Regions from separate parts of the Homo sapiens genome. Here region 1 is linked to region 2. Evidence: read pairs that join two places in POLR2A ChIA-PET (ENCODE). Cell type or tissue: PC-3. All regions are shown on one strand. Each heading gives the region's core, and the rest is flanking DNA. Links, peaks and the distances in the headings are about the cores only.

The links. Peaks named below come from ENCODE experiments on the same cell type or tissue, not always from the same donor. Only the 100,000 strongest peaks of a DNase experiment are listed, where the experiment ranks them.
Region 1: POLR2A ChIA-PET joins it to region 2 with 7 read pairs; 2 of 35 experiments call an interaction of 5 or more read pairs at or near these places.

The regions. Positions count from the first base shown.
Region 1 is chr1:172,725,834-172,730,136 of GRCh38, reverse strand. No RefSeq gene overlaps it. Among named protein-coding and RNA genes, the nearest start is that of FASLG, 69 kb to the right of the region's middle. RefSeq lists a silencer at 1,813-1,862. In PC-3, for the core only: CTCF peaks have their summits at 1,758 and 1,974 (motif pointing right); a DNase peak (open chromatin) is centred at 1,936.
Region 2 is chr1:173,647,533-173,651,835 of GRCh38, reverse strand. The region is part of intron 2 of ANKRD45 (ankyrin repeat domain 45); the gene reads left to right. The region is part of intron 1 of LOC105371619 (a long non-coding RNA gene); the gene reads right to left. Among named protein-coding and RNA genes, the nearest start is that of TEX50, 14 kb to the right of the region's middle. In PC-3, for the core only: no CTCF peak of the experiment used is centred there; a DNase peak (open chromatin) is centred at 2,435; H3K27ac peaks cover 771 bases.

The sequences.
Region 1 (4,303 bases), core at 165-4,164, 920 kb after region 2:
GGTTCTTTTAATCCAGTTTTCCTAGATCTATAGTATATATATTTTATGTGGAGCATTTTGGCCATTTACTTTTAAAGTTAATATTCAATGTGTAGTTTTGTTTCTGTCATAGCATTGTTAGCTAGTTGCCTTGGGTCTCAATTGTACAATTGCTTTATAGGGTCTGTGGGCTTTCTTTTACATGTGCTTTTATGATGGCAAGTATTGTCCTTTTGTTTTCATATTTATGACTAATTTGATCATTTCTTGTAGGGTCAGTCTAGTGGTGATTAATTCCCTTATCATTTGCTTGTCTGGAAAAGTCTATTTCTCCTTCATTTATGAAGCTTAGTTTGGCAGGATATAAAATTCTTGGCTAGCATTTTCTTTTCTTTAAAGAAGTGAAAAATAGGCCCACTTTTCTCTTCTAGCTTGTAAGGCATCTGCTGAGAAGTCTGCTGTTAGTCTGATGGAATTTATTTTATCAGTGATTTGACATTTCTCTCTAGCTCCCTTTAATATTTATTCTGTCACATTGACCTTGGATAGTCTGATGATTATATGCCTTGGTGATGTTTGTCTTGTATAGTATCTTCCAGCTGTTATCTGAATTTCTTCTACCTAAATGTTTACATCTCTAATAAGATCAGAGAAATCTTCCTGAATTATTCCTTAAATATGTTTTCCAAACTACTTACTTTTTCTTCTTTTTCCTCAGGAATGTCTGTAATTTGTGGGTTTGCTCACTTTACATAATTCCATATTTCTTAAAGACTTTGTTCATTTTTTAGCATTCATTTTTCTTTGATTTTGTCTGACTGGGTTAATTCCAAATACCAGTCTTCAAGCTCTGAAATTCTTTCTTCTGCTTGGTCTAGTCTATTGTTAAAGATTTCAACAGTGTTTTGAAATTCCTTCAGTAAATTTTTCATTTTCAGATATTCTTTTTGGTTTTTCAGAAGATGTCTATCTTATCTTTCATCTCCTGAATTGTTTTTCTGGTTTCTTTGTGTTGGTTTTCAACTTTCTCTTGGATATCATTGAGCTTTCCTACAATTCTGATATAGTTTGACTGTGTCCCTACCCAAATCTCATCTTGAATTGTAGCTCCCATAATCCCCATGTGTCATGGGAGGGACCTGGTGGAAGGTAATTGAATCATGGCAGTGGTGTTTCCTGTGCTGTTCTCATGATAGTGAATAAGTCTCATGAGATCTGATGGTTTTATAAAGGGCAGTTCCCCTGCATGTTCTCTTTTGCCTGCCGCCATGTAAGATGTGCCTTTGCTCCTCCTTCACCTTCCACCATGATTGTGAGGCCTCCCCAGCCATGTGGAACTGTGAGTTCTTTAAACCTCTTTTTCTTTATAAATTACCCAGTCTTGGGTATTTCCTCATAGCAATATCAAAATGGACTAATAAAAATCCATATCTTGAATTGTTTGTCATTTTAAAGTTTTCATTTTGGTTAGGATCCGTTCCTAGAGTGCTAGTGTGTTTTTGGGGGAGTGTCACAACATTCTGTTTCTTCATGGTGCTGAAGTTCTTGTGCTGGTTCCTTCTCATTTGTAGAAGCTGTCACTTCTTATTTTGAATTTACTTTCATTTGGATGAGATTTTTTTTCTTCCCCCCTTGAGGGTGTGACTGTTGCATATATGGGGTAGAGTCCTTTGGTTTTGTTTCTATGTGTTTTTAGGGAGCCAAGGCTCTATATGAATTCTTTGGTCATAGATAGTCTTAGTGTAGTGGTTTTCACAAATGCTAGTTGCTTGTAGATTGTAGTATTTGTGTGCTGTGCATGTGGTCAAGCTCACTACCTCCTATAGAAATGGGGATGTAGAAGTTTTGAGAGGCTTGTTTCCCAGCACTGTGCCCTTGTGTCAGCAGGAATCATATTGGGGTTGTGCAGTTCACCCTACAGACCAGCAGGTGACACTTGCTGGTAAGAGCCAATTGAGTGCTATACACTGATGTCAGCAGAAGTTGTGATGGACCATGCAATTTGACCTCCTGGCCAGTAGGTGGTGCTTGCAGGCAAAAGGCAGTTGCAGTGATGGCAGTGGAATTTTTACTTGGACTTTATTGATGGGGGAATGTACCAGGGTGTTCCTGGTGAGGGGCAGAGTGTGGAGCTCTCAGGGGTTCTCTCCCATGCTCTGCTGCCAAGGTGGCTGAAGAGGGGAAAGTTGAGCAAGGCGGTGTTAGGTGAGCCCACAGTCAAGCTCCCCTGGCTGGATGCAAGCACCAAGCTTGGTGAGGTTCTATGGGTAGCTCTCAGGCCTCTGGGACAACCCTCCAGGGAGGGGCAGAGGTCCTTCGCCTGCAACACAGGGCACTCTCAAGGGAAGAGAGGCGCCCAGGGTCTTCAGAGCAGCAGGCAGCTGTCAGGCCCACTCACCTCCCACAACCCCAAGAGCAACAGGCCTAACCCATTAGGTTAGTTTCAACCCATCCATGCCAAGATCACCAAGCTATTCCATGTATTCTAGACCACGAGACACCCTGCAGCAGAAATCGCTATCAGGCCACACCCTTCCCACCAGCGTTGTGAAGAGAGGGGTGCCCAGCTCCTGCACCACCACATGAACCTGACACACTCTTCTCTGTGTTTTAACAGAGGAGATCCTCCACTGGAGATCAGGCCGTAGATCTTATCTCCATACTTCTGGGTGGTGTGCTTGAGGCCTAGAAAATTGGAACCAGGCCAACTTAATTACCCTCTGTCTCCTTGGGGTCTAGCACCAACTATGATGGGGGAGTAAAGTGCTCCCAGGCTGCCACCAACAAACCACTCAGGCGGAGCAGTAAAGGCTATACTGTGGGTCTCCTCCCAGCTCCTCCTGGGAATGGCCAGGCAGTCTTAGGAGGGACCAGCAGGGATGGAGGCATGTGGTTCGGATGCATCTTAGTCCTGTGGCAATGGCATTGGGGCTTGTCTTGGGTGCATGAGTGCCTGACCTCCACTCTCTCCTGGCCTGGCAGACAACAGGAGCTGCAACTTCTTAGGACAGGATGCAAAGCCTTGGAAGGTGGGCACCCAGAGTTGCATTTTGCTGCAGCTGTGAAAAAAAGATCTTTAGCATGCAGTTTCAAGCAGTCCCTTGGTGTGTTCTCTAGGCAGCTCCCCCTGCCAGTCTGTAGAGGTCATAGGAACTCTTGTAGCTAGGAGCTCAGAGGTCCACAGCAGGAATGAGGTGTCCCAGGGTTCCTTTACTCACTGCTTCCTTGGGTGTGACCTGGGTCTAGGGGTCAGTCCTGATGCCAAGCAGGCAGCCCTGTTTCCTCTTTCTTCAACCACGAGGTCTTCTGTTGCTTCTCTATTAAATTTCAGTGTTTTCTCTCAAAAGTTCTGTTCGAAGTGTGAAGGTTTACTCAATATTTTGGTTTTTCTCCATGGAAGAGGTGCATCCCAGCCACATTTACTCAGCTATGTTTAATTCTTCCAGTTTTTACATAATTCTCAACAAATTGCAATGTCAGTGAGAACCTAATATAAACTACAAGTAAGCATTTAATCTACTTGTAGTTATAAGCCACTTTACTATTTAGTATACTTCTGCCGTTTTGACATTAGTTGTCAGATGACATGCAGAGGAGCTCCCAGAAATGAATTTTATTAACTGTGTAAATAAGCTGTGAACTAAAGAGAACCCTCAGAGAGTTACAGAGCTGAAGCACATCATGATGATCATCTGTTTCAAATGCTTCAATGTACAGACAGAAAACTGAAGGCTGAGAAGGAAAATTACTGGTTTGCTAAGCTTACATGAGACTTACACATTGAGGGAACCAGACCTTTAGAAATCAAGTCAAACAGAGAAGCAATTGTAACTGTTAACAGCTCATATTGAAATCTCAGGATAGCTTCAATTAAATTGATCGAGGCACTTAAAAAATCATGAGTCTTAATTTTTGGTTCTAAAGTCAAGTCACCAACAATATTTAATAACTGACTCTATTCATTATCATAAATATAAATCAGACAAAATCACCCAGAACTTAAACACTAAAATGATCAAAAGTAAGGTTTTGTGTTACCCATCTTCTTCCACTTTAACTTGTTATTGCATTTGTAATACATATTACAGCATGGGGAGGAGAGGTGTCTGATCTGTGCTTGACACAACTGGGGAATATACACACATATCTACTGATACAATTTTATACCAGCAGACATGTTCAGCTCTAAATTCAAAGCAAGGCTGGTGTACAGCTATCTTTCCTTAATTGTCATAAGGTATTCATATATGTGTACAGTGACGGCAAAAGAAGTTTTGTTCTGCAGACTATTTTTAAAAGGTTTTTAAAAAGTTTTTCTAAATAG
Region 2 (4,303 bases), core at 243-4,242:
CGTAGGAATCCAACTTACAAGGGATGTGAAGGACCTCTTCAAGGAGAACTACAAACCACTGCTCAACGAAATAAAGGAGGACACAAAGAAATGGAAGAACATTCCATGCTCATGGATAGGAAGAATCAATATCGTGAAAATGGCCATACTGCTCAAGGTGATTTATAGATTCAATGCCATCCCCATCAAGCTACCAATGACTTTCTTCACACAATTGGAAAAAACTACTTTAAAGTTCATATGGAACCAAAAAAGACCCTGCATTGCCAAGACAATCCTAAGCAAAAAGCCAACAAAGCTGAAGGCATCATGCTACCTAACTTCAAACTATACTACAAGGCTACAGTAAGCAAAACAGCATGGTACTGGTACCAAAACAGAGATATAGACCAATGGAACAGAACAGAGGCCTCAGAAATAACACCACACATCTACAATCATCTGATCTTTGACAAACCCGACAAAAACAAGAAATGGGGAAAGAATTCCCTATTTAATAAATGGTGCTGGGAAAACTGGCTAGCCATATGTAGAAACCTGAAACTGCATCCCTTCCTTACACCTTATGCTAAAGTCAATTCAAGATGGATTAAAGATTTAAATGTTAGACCTAAAACCATAAAAACCCTAGAAGAAAACCTAGGCATTACCATTCAGGACATAGGCATGGGCAAGGACTTCATGACTAAAACACCAAAAGCAATGGCAACAAAAGCCCAAATCGACAAACAGTATCTAATTAAACTAAAGAGCTTCTGCTCAGCAAAAGAAACTACCATCAGAGTGAACAGACAACCTACAGGATGGGAGAAAATTTTTGCAATCTGCCCATCTGATAAAGGGCTAATATCCAGAATCTGCAAAGAACTTAAACAAATTTAAAAGAAAAAAACAACCCCATCAAAAAGTGGGCAAAGGATATGAACAGACACTTCTGAAAAGAAGACATTTCTGCAGCCAAAAGACACATGAAAAAATACTCATCATTGTTGGTCATCAGAGAAATGCAAATCAAACCCACAATGAGATACCATCTCACACCAGTTAGAATGGTGATGATTAAAAAGTTAGGAAACAACAGGTACTGGAGAGGATGTGGAGAAATAGGAATGCTTTTACACTGTTGGTGGGAGTGTAAAGTAGTTCAACCATTGTGGAACACAATTTTCCTCAAGGATCTAGAACTAGAAATACCATTTGACCCAGCCATCCCATTACTGGGTATATACCCAAGGGTTTATAAATCATGCTACTATAAAGACACACGCACACGTATGTTTATTGCGGCACTATTCACAATAGCAAAGACTTGGAACCAACCCAAGTGCCCATCAATGATAGACTGGATTATGAAAATGTGGCACATATATACCACGGAATGCTCTGCAGCCATAAAAAAGGATGAGTTCATATCCTGTGCAGGGACATGGATGAAGCTGGAAACCATCATTCTCAGCAAACTATCATAAGGACAGATAACCAAACCGTGTTCTCACTCATATGTGGGAATTGAACAATGAGAACGCTTGGACACAGGGTGGGGAACATCACACACCGGGGTCTATTATAGGGCAGGGGGTTGGTGGAGAGATAGCATTAGGAGAAATACCTAATGTAAATGACGAGTTAATGGGTGCAGCAAACCAACATGGCACATGTATACCTATGTAACAAACCTGCATGTTGTGCATATGTACCCTAGAACTTAAAGTGTAATAATAATAAAATAAGAATTGTAAGACATTTATGGCAAAAAGTATGAAACTTTATTGATTTATATGAAAGACCACACGAAATGTATATATGTCTCAATAGTGAGACTAAATATCATAACGCTGTTTCTCTTAATTTCTTCCCAATTAATTTGTCAGTGTAGTTAATATCTCAGAAGAATCTTTTTAAAAGCAAACTGAGAAGCTGACCCTAAATTTCAGTGGGGAAAATGAACTATTTAATATATGATGCCAGAGAATATTTATTATTCATCTGGAAAAAAATAAAATTATATACCTACTTTGTACCATACATAAAAATCAATTACAGATGATTGTAAGACATGAATGTGTAAAGCAAAATATTTTAAACTTTCTGAAAAATAGAGTATTGCTATATTCTTGAGACATCACAGAATATCTTGAGATATAAAGAACCCAACCACTAAGGGAAAAGATCTGTCTATCTACCTAAATTTTAAACTCTGCATAAAAGATATCATAAACAAAATGACAAAATAAGCCACAGACAAAGGATATATCTATGTAAAGACAGCCTACTAATCAACAGGCTTAGAATTCAACCCAATAGAAAAATAGGCAGAGGATAGGAACATGCAATTTATGGAAGAGAAACTCTCATGGCCAGTAAATAAATGAAAATATGTTTAACTTCACTATTAAAAGCAAATGTAAACAATGGGCTACCATGACTCATCAGATTCAGAAAAATTTAAATATTTGACAGGATTAAACATTGGTAAAGATGTAGGAAATGGGAATTCCTTCACTCTGAGGAGGGAGTATAAATTGGTATAATCCCTTTTGAGAACACTTATATCAAGTTGTTCATGGACATACCTGATGATCCTAATTTCCATTTCTAGATATATGTCTTTGGGAAACTCTCACACATGCTTACAAGAAGACATAAGTATAAGATGATTATTCAAATATTGCTTATAACAGTTAATCATTGGAAATAAACAATAGAAGGGTAGATAAATTGTTTTCATACAATGGAATATTACACAATAATTAAAAGGAATGAATTAGCTCTTTGGGTATTAAAATGGATAACACTTAAAAATATTGAGACAAAAATCAAGTTACAAAAGGATTCTGTAATAGATTGGTTAAGAGCATGGATTTTACAGCCAGACTACCTGAGTTAAAACCCCAGCTTTCCACTAACTTGACTATGTGACTTGGGCAAATTATATAACCTTTCTGTGCTATGGTTTCTTCATCTATAAAAATGAGGATAATAGTAATACCTGAAAACCATACTATATAAAGGAAAAGGAGAGACCCAAATCAATATTTGGCATTGTGTCCCTAACACTATTCAAGGAAGGTAGTATTGTGACTGGTTGACATGAATATTGCCATCTTTTTTGTAGGTATTTTCCAATGTGTGGGAATAGGTGTATAGTCTTTTAGGACTTGATGATACACTCTAAAATATTCTATTTCTTCATTCTGATTCTATGTCATCATGAAACCTTATTTAGAGAGGGGATTCCTAAGCTAAGTGTTGCAGGTGCTCCTGGTTTCTTCTCACTGCTTATAGGAAAATACCAGGGGAAAAATAAATTGAGAAAAGGATAATTTGGGAAATTCCAAGCCTGTCCATATGACAAAGACATGAAAATTAAGATTCACTGTCAGAAAAGCATGCTTCCGAGAAAAAACTGAGTATATGACTCTATAACCTTCTGTTGACATGTTGGATCAAAAAGTTCAGAGTGGCTGGGTGTGGTGGTTCATGCCTGTAATCCTAGCACTTTGGGAGGCCAGGAAAGGACTGCTTAAGCCCAGGAGTTCCAGACGAGCCTGGGCAATATACTGAGACTCTGTCTCTGCAAAATATTTAAAAAATTATTGGCTGGGCATGGTGGCTTATGCCTATAATACCAGCACTTTGGGAGGCTGAGGCAAGTGGATCACGAGGTCAAGAGATCAAGACCATCCTGGCCAACATGATGAAACCCTGTCTCTACTAAAAATACAAAAATAAGCTGGGCGTGGTGCTGCATGCCTGTAGTCCCAGCTACTCCAGAGGCTGAGGCAGAATAGCTTGAACCCGGGACACGGAGGTTGCAGTGAGCCGAGATCGTGCCACCGCACTCCAGCCTGGCAACAGCGAAAGACTCCATCTAAAAAAAAAAAAATATCTGGGCATGCTGGCATGAGCCTATAGTCCCAGCTACTCAGGAAGCTGAGGTGGGAAGATTGCTTGAGCCTAGGAGTTCGAGGCTGCAGTGAGCTATTCATGCCACTGCACTCTAAACTGGGCAACAGAGTGAGACCTGTCTGAAAAAACAGTTTAGAGTATTTAGACACAAAAGATTATGGGATTGACTGTGGTTGTCCCTTTATCACACCAGGAAGCCTCTAGAAAGCTTAAGAGTATTGTCCCTCTGTGCAATAAAGTGAATTGTAGTAAAAAGAAGTATGTATATCCTTGTGAGCAAGTTCAAACAGTGATCTTTAATTTTTAAAAAATCAATCTGAAAAATATTTAAAGATGCCTTCCATATTCTTCTTGTTTACAATTATACCTCATGATAGTCACTTGAGAAAGTCTA